2 separate regions of the Homo sapiens genome follow, and region 1 is linked to region 2. Evidence: chromatin loops called from intact Hi-C (ENCODE). Cell type or tissue: K562. All regions are shown on one strand. Links, peaks and the distances in the headings refer to the core of each region. The heading gives the core; the rest is flanking DNA.

The links. Peaks named below come from ENCODE experiments on the same cell type or tissue, not always from the same donor. Only the 100,000 strongest peaks of a DNase experiment are listed, where the experiment ranks them.
Region 1: it touches region 2 in a loop (4-fold over the local background); 2 of 110 quality-filtered maps call a loop at or near these places.

What each region holds. Positions count from the first base shown.
Region 1 is chr2:170,008,974-170,017,313 of GRCh38, reverse strand. It overlaps UBR3 (ubiquitin protein ligase E3 component n-recognin 3), which reads right to left. Exons shown (of 39, transcript NM_172070.4): 30 at 1,948-2,033. Among named protein-coding and RNA genes, the nearest start is that of MYO3B, 170 kb to the left of the region's middle. RefSeq lists an enhancer at 2,659-4,217. In K562, for the core only: CTCF peaks have their summits at 2,207 and 3,293; a DNase peak (open chromatin) is centred at 3,273.
Region 2 is chr2:170,138,169-170,146,508 of GRCh38, reverse strand. No RefSeq gene overlaps it. Among named protein-coding and RNA genes, the nearest start is that of MYO3B, 36 kb to the left of the region's middle. In K562, for the core only: no CTCF peak of the experiment used is centred there; DNase peaks (open chromatin) are centred at 3,238, 6,778 and 7,150.

The DNA of each region.
Region 1 (8,340 bases), core at 266-8,265, 130 kb after region 2:
AAACATTAAAAATTAGATGTTCAAAAAGCAATAAAGAGCAATCAATGGGAAAAGGAAAATATGAATACAATAAGATATTTCCCTAGAAAAAAGATAGATTTTTTTTTTTTAATAATACCACTGAAGTTGCACTGGAAGATGAAAAAAATGAGATATTTGCAGTGAGATCCCATGAATCATCATCAATTTAAGTCCTGGTGTACAACTTAAGTTTGAATTTTATTTGAATAAATAACAAATACTAAGTTCATACACTTGTAAGATAGTGGGATTTTGCATATATACAACATATTCTATATATATATATGACTTACAGGCTGCTTTTATTAATATTAGGATAAATAAGTAACTGAACAATAATAAATTATACAAAAACTAAGAAATATTAACTTACATTTAGGATAAACTTTATCATGACTTTTTCTATATTGGCACAGTATAATTTCTGATTTAGTAAAGGGAAAAATAATGAAGCAAAAGTCTGAAAGTATAAATTTAACAATTTAAATTACAAAATTGACTCTGGTAATTAAAGTGATTACCACTAGAATTTTATTACTATTTTCAGGAATCTGGATAAATTCATTATTTACAAGCCTCTAGATAAGTTTAAGTGCCTCAGAGAAAAAAATAAGTAGATTTTTAAAAACAGAAAACCCTTCGCTAAAGTAAACACTTTGTAACACAACAGTTTCTGGAATATTATCAGCCAATGCCAAACATCAATTAATAACAAATTAACAAGAAGGAATAATTTATATAACTAAAATGATTATTATATCTATTAATTCAAACAGATTAGAAACTAAAACTCCCATGTATCAACAACTTCCTTTGAAACATACTAGTAAAGCACTGAATAGAAATAGGGTTTAGATGAATGCATAAAGGGGTCAATTTTTACTAATACTCGGTTAAAAAATAAAAATAATAACCTCCAAAATTTTAAGTTCTAGGAATAAAGTGACAATCCAAAAGAAAATATCAAATTCTACTGCAATTTATAAGACTTTAAAGATAACCAAGTTAAAATTTCACATAAGTTTGCTTTTATGTTAGAAATTTTAAAGTGCTTTTGATCATCCCTTTGCTTTGGAATCAATTCAAAATTACATATTTTTTGAAATAACATATATTTTGTTAAAAAACCAACATGTATTGATAATTTTTAATACTTACTATTTTTTAGTATTTGAGAATATATATTCATTTTTCAAAAGAATATATTATGTGTTTTAAACAAGTTTTATTTCCTACACCAATCACATTAGGTAATATTTCAACTTCAGTGATCTGGGGCAAATAATCAGCTATATGCTGATATTCAATAATATTATTCCTACTATGCACATTAATTCTCTAAACAATGACTAAAAAATGATAGCATCAAAGCCATGCTCATGAAAAATCTACTTTAAATTACAAATTACACTTCTCTCAAATATATCCTTACACACAAGATTGAAGAATTATTCTCATTTTATAACATAAAGTATATATATAAATAAAAGCAAACGTGCAATTTCAATACATTTTAATATACACATCAAAATATAGCACAAATATCTTAATAGCAATAATATAATAGAAATCTGTGGGTAACATATATTGTCTTTATAAAAATATTTTCTTAATTCAATGTAAAAATTCTTTAAGAGAATTAAAGTTTAAGAACAATTTTTTATAGCTGAGAATCATACAGTGCTTTAATTTTGAAACCTCGTCACTTAGCATCACATTTATGTGCTAGGTAATCATAATCTAGAAAGAGCTAAATATCCATATGATTCTTCCAAGTACAAGATTAGCCATTTAAAGTATATATCACTATCTAAATAGATCATATATAACAGACAAAATTTGAAATATACCAAAATGTCACTTTTCCTGTCAATGCTTCCAAAAATGACAGAATTTTTTTTAAATTTAGCAGTATTTAGTACTTACTTAAACAAGACCTTTTGCCAGCTGTGCTTGCACCACCTGAACACAAATTGCCTCCTCGATGAATCAATTCAAGTTCTAAATTGGTTCTGTAAGTAAAACATTATATCTCAGTCATTAAACTGAAGATTCTTTATTAATCTGCTTTATTGACATGTCTGAATCAACCTAAAAAATAAAGTTCTTCAACTTTATTTTTTGCAAAAGCAGTTTTTATGTTGTATCAGTAATAATCATATTTATCTGATATTTAGAAATACAAAGGGAACAATTTATCCATCCTTACTTATATGTTCATATTTACACCTGCAAAAAATTGCACACATCATGGTGTAATTGTTGCAAAGTCCCAACTCTTGGCACATACTAAAAACTAGGCCTTAAGAAAAAAAAAAAAACTGCAACATATTTCATAAACCTGCATATGAATATGAAGAAAGAATTTTTACTCCAACGTCAGCCACTGTGTAGGTGGTTATTGCCATATAAAACACAAAGGCATACCAATTTTTCTATCAGAGAAATGGTTATCATTCATTGGAGGTTAGATGGTATCTGGAAATCAATATTAAGAAACAAAATCACTAATATAGAAATGGCTATGAACAACACATATAATTTAACAGCAGTCTCTCTTACGGACTTCTAAAACTAGTTTCATTAAAATACACTGTGTAACTACTGATATGGCTAACCATCAATACTGTTCATACAGACCTGAAATTGCAAGGTATTTAGCAATTATTAGCTTACAAAATAGCAATATTTAATAAATCAACATTTCAAAAATCAAACTAATGCAGAATCTAAGGATTTACCCAAAAACAGTAACAGTAAAAGAACCAATTAATTATGCCAAAATAAATGACAACTCTGAGAAATAATTTAAATTGTATTTTTCTTCAACAGTATGAATACACTTAGACATACCTTTATTTTCTACAACCAAAACTGACCCTAATATGCATTTGACCCTAATAGTGAGATACTGTCTCCCACTTAAAAAAAAAAAAAAGAAAAAAAAACAGTTTCAAGCTTACTCTTTGCAAGTGAATTCATGAAAGACTATTATCCTATTTTATTTAAAACAAAACATTTTGCACTGATTTGGCTGAATTTTGAACATGGACTTTTTTGGAGATTATATTTCCATGTATTTACTTATAAATGCAAATTGTTAAAGAATATTAATATTCCTAAGTCTGTACATTTGCCACCCATTTCTAAAGGAATGCTTTAATCCTCTCTACTCAGGGTGGGAGAAAAAGCAATTTAACACCGATAACGTTCCAGCTCAGAGCTCCATCTGGTTGCTGCTGATAAGGGCATCTGTGTGACAAGGGAATTTTCCACCCTTCAGGCGATTTGCATTGCTCACTGAACTTCTAAAAACCTACCAGCAAGGAAGCAGGGACAAGGATTTCATACTAGTGGACAGAAAGCGAGCGGAGACCAGCATGTGTTCCTTCATCAAGGGAATATAAATGAGATCAATACATTTTGTTTTCACAAATCTTCTGTTGCCTAATCTGTAGAAAAAAATTAATGGCTATATTCTCTTATAAAAACTAAGATTTCCTAGATAGTACTTTTAAGAGAGCTAACCAGAAACACAAACAATACTTACAAATGAATGTCAAAACCAGAATGTCAACATTTCACCATATTTGCAAAAATATTTATTAAAATATAAATATAAGAACAATTCTGTTTTCTCAATCCCCAAATATAACGGATGACAAACATATTACTAAGAATTTCATTGTAAAGAATTCTCGAAAAAAACTAGTAAAATCTAATTAATTATTCCAGATTATGACTGGAAGATCTCCTATGCAATATTCTTTCTGAATTAAAAATCAAAAACTACCTATCCAAAGGATTAATGTGTAATAATATCTAGGATTTTACATTTCTTAAAAATTTTTTTTGAGAGATGAAGTCTTGCTGTGTTGCCCAGGTTGCACTTGAACTCCTGTGCTCAAGCAATCCTCCTGCCTCAGCCTCCCAAGTATCCAGGAATAGGCGCACACCACTGTATCCAGCAATATCTAGGATTTTAAAAATCAATATGGCTCTAAATACCAACTTTTCTTTGTTTCATATATGTCAAAATTGGTCCTTTGAGACATGCTAAAGAACACACAAATGGGTCATATGTCCCATGTCCGACTGCTGAAAATCACACAGCAATATTATGTTTCTTTCCTCCTCAATGAATGATGCAAAAATAAAGATATGCTGGGAGTGGAAGTTTTCCGAGCTTTTTGCTGTCAAAGAAAAGCAGACTCTTTTCTATATTTTCTAACACAAATACATTCAAATTAGTTTGGAAGAAAAAAAAGAGGCGAAAATCTCTACATTTGAAAGAATGATGAGAAAGACTGTTTAAAGCCTACCCTAGTGGCCACCTAGATGTGCACATTAAAAACCCCTCTAACTATGCTCCAGCTTCTTTTTGCATGACCAAAGTATGCTGTCCTCTCAATCCCCCCATTCAACACTAACTTCTATTTTAGACTATAATTTGAAAAGCAAACGTGTGTACACACACTACACACCCCACATTCTCAAACACACGTTGGTTTGGTGAAAAGGGCAAAGCTTCTGGAAAGAGATCTAGGTTCAAGGCCTGAGTCTACCACTCAGTAGTTGAGCAAGTTACTCAATTTCTCAGGGGGAAAAAAAAAAAAAAACCAGTATCTTCATCCATACCACAGCCTATATTATACAAGAGGCAATTCAACTTTTAACTTCTCCAGGAAGCTTTCCTGGGACAGAAAGAAGGACTTACACATATTTTATATTTCAATTTGCTCATCTTCCCTTTAGAAGTTCTACAGTGCTTTCTCTATATGATATTTTTAAAAACAAATTATATTCTGTTATATAGATTGATGTTATATTAGTTCCATCTCTCCAACTAAACTGTAAATTCATGGAGAACAGGGACTATTTCAAATATAGCTTCTAAATCCCCAGGGTACCTGATAAGATGCTTAAAAAGAAAAAAAATGGGAACTGACAACATCTTTCTTTTGATATGTAACCAATTATAAGATTCTCTTTAGCCCTTGCAGTTTATTTTCTTTCTTTTCCTAACTCTTCCATTCCCTTAAACCCAGTATTGACCCCACCAAGCCCCAAAAAAGGATTGTTTTAGGAAAGAATTTTTTGTTTTTTTAAAAAGATTCATAATTTGGTATTTAGCAAGCGTCCCTTTTATTTTGAACATGATTAGTTTACAAAGTAACCTATGAAGGTACATTCACTCTATTGAGTACCCACCATTTAAAGATGTCTCTCCACCTACATTGCAGTTACTTATGTTTCATTTTCTTTCCATTTTTCTCTATACAAACCACCTGCTACTCACCAGTATCTCTAGACTATATGAAACTTGAGTCCAAAAATCCTTGGAAAAATCAGTTACTGAAATTCATGTCATTCATTGTTTCAAGAACAAAATAATGATTGGTATTGAAAAAAGAAAACCTTCTTCCCCCCAATTTGGTTTCCATTATCTGTATAGATGACTGACATGTGTAATAAAATGAAAATTTTGGAAATATATTGAAACTTGAATGTAATGATTTTGATTAATTTTTAGATCATTTTAAATTTGAATGGATTTTCCAACAGTTTCTTCTCTGATACCCTCAGAAAATTCTCCAAGGCTTCACCATGCAAATAAAATTTAAAACCAAAAGACATGTACTGTCTTACAAAAAAAAAAAAAAAAAGAAAAGCTGTAAAACTCACCAGAAATACTTTGTTTCTAAATATCCAAAATTCAAACCCTCTGAAGAGCAAACAAAATTACTTATTCAGCAGGGAGAAATCCAGCTCTAAGAAATGAGGGTTGTATTCCACTCACGTTACTAATACTAAATACAAATAAATGTGCAAGTTCTAATGAATTATACATTTAAAAATCACTACATTTAATTCAAAACTTAATTCAAAGTAAGTTTATTGCTAAATATTCTACTTAAATATTTAAATATTGCTAAATATTTTAATGTTCACCTTTTAGGAATGTTATATGTTATGCATAAATAAGTTATATGTTATGCATAAAAGGCCTGGTTTCCTGTTTTGAGAAAATTACAATGTATTTAAATACAACATACTTTTTTCCTTCAATATATGTTGTTAATTTCTGAGTCAATTTGTTTATCTTATTTTTTATTTCTTTAGACAGGGTTTTGCTCTGTTGCCCAAGCTGAAGTGCAGTCGCTCAATCACAGCTCACTATAGCCTTGACCTCTCATTTCTTGTAGCTCAAGGGATCCTCCCATCTCAGCCTCCCAAGTAGCTGGGACTACAGATGTGTGCCACCAAACCTAGCTAATTTTTTTTTATTTTTCATAGAGATAGGGTTTTACTATGTTGTCCAGGCGGGTCTCAAACTCCTGGTCTCAAGCAATCCTCCTGCCTTGGTCTCTCAAGTTCTGAGATTATGGTGTGAGCCACCATGCCCAGCCTTTGTTTTCTTTGTAATGACTAAGTAAAACTTAGAGAAGGAATGCCGCCTCACTGGAAGAGCTTTGCAATATTTTGGGGAATTCCAAGCAAAAGATAATAAAGTTTTAAAGTGTTATATACACTCATTTTCAGAATTATTGTTTTGCTGCTTTAGAATTTATTAAGTTTCAGAAAAGGATGGGGGAAGTATATTTTCTCTGTTTCTCCGTTTACACCTTAGTAAAGCATTCGACATCTGTCCCTGCTTCTCTAAAAAATAGAGAAACCAAAATGTCTTGATCCAGAAGGTCTCCCACTATCACTGCAAGCTTTTTTCTGTAAGTTACTTACAAACTTAAACCAAGAAATAAGGATCTAAAACTTCCACTAAATTATATTTAAATCAAATTGTTTGATTTATCATACTACAGGAAAATTCCAATGACAGATTATTCCCATTCAATAAAGATTTTCTTAAAAGGTCAACTCTAATAAAATTAAAGGCATAAATAAATGAGCAACATAAATGTGTGTAGGTCTGTGATTGTGTATAAATATGTATAACAGAACTGAGTTGATCCATATTCAACCCAATCGTCTACAATGTTATAATCACAATATCATATGGAAGTTCTGTAAAACCTTGGCACCCTGGCAAAGTTAAATTATATTGTTTTGTTTTCACATAGTGTCTTTTATTGCAAGAATGTAGTAACTAGTAACTCTCCAGAAACAAAATACTAAATGTTATGTCTTCCCCAAAAACATTCTAGATAAACAAGAGGCTAGGAATATATAGACTACAAAGTTACTTTCCAATCCATTAAATCCTTTTACATCAACCCATGTCCAGTATTTGCATTCTCAGACCAACTAATGTTCCTTATCTTGAGCTCTAATTTGCTTGCTGCAATTATTCTAAATCTGGTTCCATTTCTCCTGGGTTCCAAAGGCTATGTATAGTTCATTTACTCTTTTGTTACCCTCTGTTCCAGGAGTGGACCAGAGAGAATAGCCATGATCAACTATATACATAATAGAACCTATAAAAGCTAAACATAGGAGAGGAAAAAGGAAGATAGCAATTGAAAAAAACAGTAAACCTTGACTCAAGAGATCCTACTCTGCCACAGACTTGCTGTATTGACCTCAAGTCACATTACCTCTCTAAATCTTACCTATTACAATACTACTTAGATAAAATATAAAGTATGCTTCCAAAGATATTCAAGGATGTACAGAGTCAGTTTTGGCAGAATGCATTTACAAGTTCTTAGTTGTGTCTGTTTTTCCTCTATTTACTGCTTTTATGGTTCTGCATTTTCACTCAAGTTTTCCAAAATTCCTATTTAGAACTACTGCTTCTGTATTGCATACAATTAGACTAATCCTTCCTAATCTGAAAGATGAGAAACATTCACTTCTAACAGCTTTCTTGAGCCCCTTACTCACTACAAATTGAGGTTTAGAACATGCCTGATCCCTTGCTTCCTCTCCCTTATCTGATTCTTCTAAACTCCTGTCTTTTAGGTTATCACTAGATCTTTTCGGTTTCTATTTAAAACAAAGTTCTTCTATTTCTTACTGTTCTTATTTTTCCATAAATCAAAGTGTTTAACATATTACAACGTTTTAGTTCTCAGTATTATCACTTTTTGACAGGTCTCATAGATAATACTCACATGTTCGAGGTACATATCTGCCCCAAAATGTTAGTAACATACTTTCCCCCATGTACTATAATGTTTAGTAACATTTATGCAAATATTTCATTAAAATAAAACCTCTTCAGGAAATAAAGCTGCACAGTTATAGTTATCCTAGCAGGCACTAAAACTAGCCATAATTTCAACTGATATTAAAAATATGCATCCTTTAAATAAATAAAACAAATATTTATTAAATAATAAAATCAACTATTAATAGTAA
Region 2 (8,340 bases), core at 193-8,192:
GAGCAGTAGCAGGTGGCGGTGGAGGCTCCATTATTTCAGAAAGTGATGGTCTAGTCAAATTGCCAAGGCTCTGCACTGTGGGCAGATCTTTATTTAAATTAGGAAACTGATTACAGTCATTCCTCCAAATAGTTTACTTTCTCTGATTATTTTGTTTCCTCTGTAAGTGAACCATATCTACTTATTTAATTTATTAAAATCTGCCTACCCATCAAATAGCCTTAGGCTATGAAAACAAAGCAAACTCATAATTAAAGTATTAATAGAGCTTTAAAAGCTAGCAGAAATGATAAAAAAACATAGGCATTACATCTATAAATTAAGCATAAAATTACATTAAGGAATAATTTCCTCCTGGCATCCAATCAAGGTAGCTCAGCAGACTGCAAAGACAACATAACATGCAGCAAACCATCTAATAAATAAATGGCCCTCATCAAAACAAGCATGTAATTTCTGCACAGGAAGCGGTACTGTTTTTACTTAGTTAACTTCTCTTTAATCATTTAAGCAAATTTATATTTGAATGAGGAAAGCCAGAGGGCGTGTAGGAGGCAGGGAAGATGAGTAGATGTCTTTTCACAGCTCACGGCTGGCTCAGAGTGTCCACAAACGTTTTCAAAAGTCAGGGCATTCCTGGAGTCATCTGTTGCTATTCTGGGGCTCTAGTTTTTCAAATGAACTCAAGAGGCTGAAGCGAAGGAGACAGTAAGCACAGAGGGATGGTAGTAGGGACATGCAGTGTCACCCATCCATACCAGGAACGTATCTATCTTTAGGAGAAAGGCCATTCACAATGATACTTCCACTAATGCTAATGAGATGTTAGACACGACAGCTTATAGACTTACAACAGTCCATGGATTGCCCACATAGAAGAGAAAACACAATTCAGTTGATGCTGAACATAAAATGTGCTTGAGGAATTCCCTTATTGAAATTTCAGCCTTTTTTTCATATTATTTTGACATTAAAAAATATACTTTGGGGGCCTCTCTCTAAAAAAAATTCAGGGCTTTTTTTTAGGACCAAAATTAATAAAGATTACTCTCTCAAAATACTGCTGTCATCCTGCCAAGTAAATAAAGTGACTACTCAACCAGAAATTGCACCTTGAGTCCTTAGTCATCACCAATCCAAATTCTGTTAGCTATTACCATTGCTTTGCTTTTTTTTTTTTTTTCTAAGCAAGTCACTCAGCACAAAATATTCTAGAAACATCAGAGTGATACAATATAGTCCTGAGGAGACATGGCAACTAGACAAGTGATTTTTGGGGGAAAAATATGGGTGTGGATTCTCCACCACTAAGGTCCCGGAGTGTGCTGCTTTAGAGATGGAATTCCTGGAAAGATTCCTTTAGCAGAGTTTTAAATTCACCCATCAAAGCAATAGCTGAGATGAATGTCTTGTTGGAAGCAGCTTAGCATTTTACTAACTAGTTCAACTTTTGTAGTCTTCGCACCAGACATTTATAGGTGATTGCTTTCAAGGAGGTAGAAAGCTGCGTACAGGGCACGTTGCTGAGCCTGGCGTCTGGCCCATCTGTGCCAGTTGGCTGAACACCCAGATTATGTAGAATGGGGAGACAGTAAGGTCAGGCTCCTCCTTCCACAAGTAGGTTTGGGCACCAGAGAAATCCATTAATATTTCTCCTTGAAAGAAACAGGCTTGTTAAACACAGAGAAAATGGAGCTGCCCCACATCCCACACTTGCTTTTATGTGTATTTCTAGCAAGTGACCAAAGACCAGTATTTAGGATTCCCACAGAGGACTGACTTTCTTGGTTAAAAAACATCTGCCAGATTTGTTTTTCATGGAGACAGCCACTTCCCGACCCCTGTAATATTCTTTCTGGTAAAAGATTACTGGGGTTAAAAATGAGAGTTTTATTAAATCCTGCCTGTGTCCAGTCAAGCCTTTTAGTTCTACACCACTATCCTTTTCACTTTATTCAAGTAGAGCGAATCTTCAATAGCAATCATTTGAAAACCAAACAGCTGTCTCCTCCAAAATTGCTTTTTTCTTTTCATCATATATCTTTCCCTAATTATTAATGCCACAAACACGTATCAAAGTCCACTCTGTGAAGTGGTTCTCCCAGGCCTGAGGACATCACTGAAGAAGACACTGTCCCCACACTGTCCCCAGCTGATGTTAGTCAAGGGAGGAGACTCTTGCACAAACTGTTTTCACATTTGACTACTACCTTCATCCTGTGTAGATAACTCAGCATCCTACTTCTCATTTTTATTAAAAATGTCTGAGTATGAAAGATATAGTCACTGAAAAAACTAAAAAGTACTGACATATATGAAGGAAATGAGTAAAGTCATGTGTAATCCTGTCATTCAGAGATATTTGTTAAAATGTTGGTGGGTTGTGGGGGAGACTCTTTCCAGAATGTTTTAAAGGTATGTATATACCCAATTATATCTACTATTTTGTAAAGTTTATAGGTGGAGACAAGTGTAAGAGAGAACAAAGAGAGGGAGAGAAACAGAAAAAGAGGAGTGACTAAAGCAAAGAGACAGAGGCAGAGCGGGGAGAGAGACAAGGAGGAAGGGCAATGGCAAGCTGGCAGGGTCCTTAAATCAATTTAGGTCTCCTTCCTCGCCAGGATGATCAGCCAGTCGCAGGGTCACGGGCCCGCCAATTAAAAAACCTTTTATCCTACTGTCCTTTCCAAGCACACTGCATCAATAAGCTAATCCAACCCTGCAGTTACCTCCTGCCCACAAGCCCAAGGCCACTGAAAATTACAGGAGGCCAATTCATAAAAAATGCACTGCTGTTTCCTGACTAGTGGTTTAAAAACATTCTTTTCCAAATTTTTAAATAATTATTTATTTAGCGTTACTTTATGCTTATACCTCAATATCTGATTACCTTGTCAAGTCATCTTCTGTTTTGGCAAAAAAAAAAAAAAAAAAAGCCTGTTCACAACCTGGCAAAAGATTCTGGCTGAGCCCAAGGTCACCACCATAGAGAAGCAGATTGAGGATACTCAAATCTACTAGCCCAAGTGTATTTTTGATTAAAAAATACAACCAAGCCATGTGTCAGAGCCAAGATACCTAAATGCATGGCCTTGTCCAGGCAAAACTGTAAGTGAATTTGTTTTGGACTTCATATGTGGGGGTTTTGATGTTAAGTAGACAATAGCTATGTTCTCATTCTGGTTAGAATAAGAGAGCAAAGTCTTAGGCAATCCTTATCAAGGAGTCCCCTGCCTGCGCTGATAACCACCCGGAAAGCATTCTTCATGTTTCCATCCGAGGACTTGACCACACCAAGTATTTACTCCCAAAGCAGCCAGTGAAACCCTCAAGAGATCTGTCTGGAGATCATCTGGGCAAGTGGGGAAGAGGACAGCAAAAGCATTAGGTTCATTGTCTTCTGCTTGGGAACAGCCACTCCTGGCAAACAGCAGTGACCACTCCAGGGGATGCCCAGCAGCAATGGGAGCCAGCACCACTCCCACCTCTCACAAAGCCCATTGCCACCGAAGAAAATGTGCTCATCTCAACCTCATTTTTGCCTCCTTGTGAGAGTCTTCCAACAGCTAGCCTTTCTGCTAGGCATTAGCAAGGATGAACACAATGAGCTCGTGATTGCCTCTGGGAACACACTACATTCTGTAGTTGTTTTAAAAATCATGAAATAACTCTCAGCCACGACCAACAGTGTCTGTCAGTGGACTGTGTAAGGCACTGGGAGGGCAAGCAATTTTCTCTAAATGCTTCCTGATGATCCATTCTCCGGATCTCCCTTATCTCCTCCCATCTGAAGACAGACTGCCAGCAAAGGCACTCCCTGGCCAGCTTCAGGGCCGGCAGAACGGCATAAATCAGTTTTAGAGCAGTGGTTACAATGAGGGTAAGGAAAGCTACATGCATCTGTCCTCTCTCCACTATCCTAAACCTTGTCATCTTATTATCTGATAACACTGGCATGGCCTTCCAACAGCTTCCCTCTGCCCCGCAGAGGGGCGGCCTTGGAGACCGGGAAGGAGGCAGGCCTGCCCAGCCTGTGGTGGGCAGAAATGGGAATCAGACCACCCACCTACCTACCTAGTGCTTGGAACTCTGAAGCTTTCCCTCCAAAAATGTCACAGGACTGATTGCATGGTAAAAGTTTTGGACTATAGGGGAAAAAACCAGGTAGGTAAGTTCACCGAAGCCCTGAGCAAGAGCCCTTAGGGGTGTGGGTCTGAGCAATTCTGCAGCCCACCTGCTTCCAAAGTGACCCGCTCAGCAACGATCTGTCCGTGGCTCCATCTGCATTGCGGCTCCCTCATGGTCTGGGCTACTCTGGGAGAGGAAGGTGTCACACAGCTAAGGGGAAGGGAACCAGCCCCACTCCTTGAGCTGCATTAATCCCCACGGGGAAAGCAGGTGAGGCCCATCACAGGGGCACAGCAGGCAGTTTACCGGAACGTGCAGGCGGAGGGGTACGCAGCAGTTTTCAATCATAGTTTAAGTCAAATTTACTGAAACCTTACTAATTTTAACTCTTCTGATGCCGCAGCTGACATAATCACGGTCACATGACTCGCAGCTGTAATGTTCTTAAAAAGGAAGCTTCTTCTTCAGGATGATACCAATTAATGCAGGACAGAAAGAACAGCCAGGTCTAGTTCTCCAAGGGGGAATGAGTGGCTTTGGAAATTCTTCCTCTTACCTTGTTTTGTCCTCTTCGGCACGTTCGCTGCTCACATCCAATGCTGCTGCAACGACAAGCAAAAAAACAGAATCATGACAGCCACCTGACACCCGAGGCCCTGCCGCCAGCCTGCTGGGGCCGCCTGAGGTACCAGGGTCCAGGCATTATTTTTCACTCCCTGTGCTCCTGGCAGAGGAGGAAGGGCCTTACCTGCCATTGTTCCACCTGACCGAAGATGAGACTAAACCAGGGGAAATCCTGCTCCCAGGAAAAAGGACTGGGAGAGATGAATAATTAATAATGCCCCAGAACTTGAAGCGGAACGGAAGGTAAGTGTGAGGCCTGGGGTGAATAAAAGAAACACTCAACAGGAAAGGCCACATTTTACCCCTAAGGAAGCTCAGAAAGGGGAGGTTCACGTTCATGTGCTGGGAACTGAGCCTCTCTTTCCAAATGTTAGTTTTGGACTGAGAAAAACCGGGCCGTGGGTTCCAAAAAATCCCAAGGGGACACTTGCTGTTGGGGAAAATGCCCGCTTTGGAGACTAGCCACCCTGGTGCGTGCACCCGGCTTGCCATGCATGCAAGTCGATTCTGAGGTGTCCGTGTTCCTCCCTTTCCTCTGGGTTCTATTCCTAGGAAACTTTCTTCTTCTTTTCGAAATTGTTTACTGTTGTAAGCACGATAACTCAACTAATACCATTCACTGACTCTTATCCATGTATCCTTTTCTCCACAAATATTTGCGAAGCCTCTCTCTATGCCATCTGTGCTAAGATACTAGAACTGAGAAGAAATGTAAGACCCAGAATGTCTCCAGGCTGCCTTGGAGGCCTGTAGTGCTGAATGCCCATGTTTGTGGCCTCCGCATGGCCATCTCCAACCCAGGCCTCTCCCGTGGAGTCAAAACTCACATACCCGACAGCCCACTCATGATCTCCCTCAGACACCTCATGATGTCCAGCAGGCATCTAAATGTAACGGGTCCCAAACCAGGCCCCAAACCTGCTGTTCACAGCCTTGTCTATGGCAACTCTGTGCTTCCTGTGGCTCAGGATTTTCTTGGGATCATTGATGCTTTCTGCATTAGTCAGAGTCTGTTTGAGAACTAGAAATCACACCATTATTCTCACAGAGTTTAATATAAATAATTGTTAACCAGGTATTAGAAGTCTGAAAGGCAAAAGGGGGCCCCGAGGCAGCACAGAGGTTGTAACTGTAGGAAGCAGCCTCCGCCTGGAGGGCTGGGGGAACAGAGAGAAGAGCTGGGCTCATCAAAAGCCTGCAGTCTCAAGGAGGGACCCACAGAGTTAGACCACTGAGGAGGGCACGAGGGCCAGTGGGTGCTGCTACCTCAGAGGGGCCCAGTGAGGCCGCTCCGGGAGTGTGAGGAAAAGCTAGAATTTGGAAATAGCTCCTGTGGTAGTGTTGCTGACAGGGACAGGAAGTCAACACAGCGGAACACGTCTCTTCTCTCTCCCCAGGCTTGTATCTCCCTCTAGCTCTGCTGAACATGGAGCAGGGGCTGGGAAAAATGAAGACTGGTTTGCAGAAACACTGGGTGAGAAGCATAAACTTAAGAACCAGCACTGCCCACGTCTTTGGCTACTGAGGCTCCACACACCTTTCTAAAAACTTTTTCTCTCATGCCCCACCTCCAACCTGCCAACAAATCCTCTGAGTTCTATCTGCAACATATTTTCAGGATTCTACTTATTCTCCCCACTCTGCTGCCACCACTGTGATCTAAACAGCAGGCCTCACTTGGATCACTGCAGTGGCCTCCTCAGGGGTGTCCTTGGCTTCCCTGAGAGTCAGTTCTCCATCCAGAAGCCAACAAGATTGCGTTCATTAATGAGGACTGCTGGAACAAATTACCACAAACTTGAGGGATTAAAACAACGGAAATTTATTCTTTTACAGTTCTGGAGGCCGGAAGTCTGTGATTAAGGTTTTGGTAGGGTTGGTTTCCTCTAGAGGCTGTAGGGGGAAGATCTTAGATGTTCCACACCTCTCTCCTAGCTGCTGGTGGGTGCTGGTGAGCCTTGGAGTCTTTGGTTCTTAGACGCATCGCTCAGGCGTCAGCCTGTGTTTTCCCATTACCTTCTTCTCTGCAGCTGTGTTCACTCCTTATCTCCCACCAGTCACTGGGTTTAGGGCTTACCCTGAACCTAGTATGATCTCATCTTGAGATCCCTAACTTAGTTACATCTGCAAAGACCGTATTTCCAAATAAGGTCACATTCACAGGTACTAGGATATATCTAGTCTTAGACATGGACATATCTAGATTTGGACATATCTTTTAGGGCTTGGTCTTCAACCCCCTGCAGTGATGCTGTTAAAACACAAATCACATCACATCACCCCTCCGCTCAAAATCTTCCAAAGAGTCCCAGCTCATCCTGAGTCCAAACTACACTGCTCCCGAATCTGTCACTTCCCCTTTCTGATTGCCCCTCCTTCTGCTCTCATGTTTCTCACACCCCTGAAACTACTCTGGTCCTCAACACTCCACACACAGGCCAGCCTCGGCCTTTGCACACACTGTCTCTCTACCTGAAACACTGTCCCACTAGTTACTCCTGTGGCCCACTGCCTTGGATTCTTCAGATCTTTTCTCAAAAGTTATCCACTCAGTGAGGCTGCCCCAGACCATGTTGTATACAACTTCCATCCTCATTTCCTACTTTTTTTCTCACCATAGCATTCAACAATATAACATACTATACATGATTTTTATTAATTTTCTTTCTCCTGTCAGTAAAATCTATGCTCAATAAGGACAAGGATTTTTTGCCAGTCTCATTCACTGCTATACCTGAAGCACTTAGAATAGTACCTGGCACCTATAGGCCCTCAAAAATTGTACTTTAAAATGCAGCATATACAATTGGAATCACACAAAGTAGAATATACTAGCATTCCTGTGTTGGTAAGGCACAATACTACAGCAGCATTAAAAACAGCAAGTGCTGCTGTAGATGAAAACATATGCTTTTACATCACAGCAAATCCTAATTTAGTGTATTTGACTCACCTTATCCTGATGACATCTGAGGATACCAAAGTAGAATGCGTGATTGCCACCAATGGAGTTAGTTTAAAATTTTCCTCAGATATAAATAAAACCCAACTTTGATCAACAGTGATAAAAGAAAAGCTGAATTATTTCTATTCTCTTGGTTGAAAATAATGTTACAAAACTTTCATAAAGAAAGAGTATTCAGTAAAGATTTTAGGGAAGTACTTTACAGATGTGTCAGAAGGCTAATAAGATATGTTATTTTTCTGGATAGTTTTACTTTTGCAGCATCTGTCAGCCTTTTTTTTTTTTTTGAAACAGTCTCACTCTGTCACCCAGGCTGGAGTGCAGTAGCAGGATCTCGGCTCTCTGCAACCTCTGCCTCCTGGGTGCAAGCAATTCTCCTGCCTCAGCCTCCTGAGTAGCTGGGACTACAGGCACAGGCTGCCAGGCCCAGCTAGTTTTTTGTATTTTAGTAGAGATGGGGGTTTCACCATGTTGCCCAGGCTGGTCTCGAACTCCTGAGCTCAGGAAATCCGCCCACCTCAGCCTCCCAAAGAGCTGGGATTACAGGTGTGAGCTACCGTGCCCTGCCCCCTGTCAGGTTTTTATGACTTTTCATTAACTACTTTGTTGAGGTATAACTGACA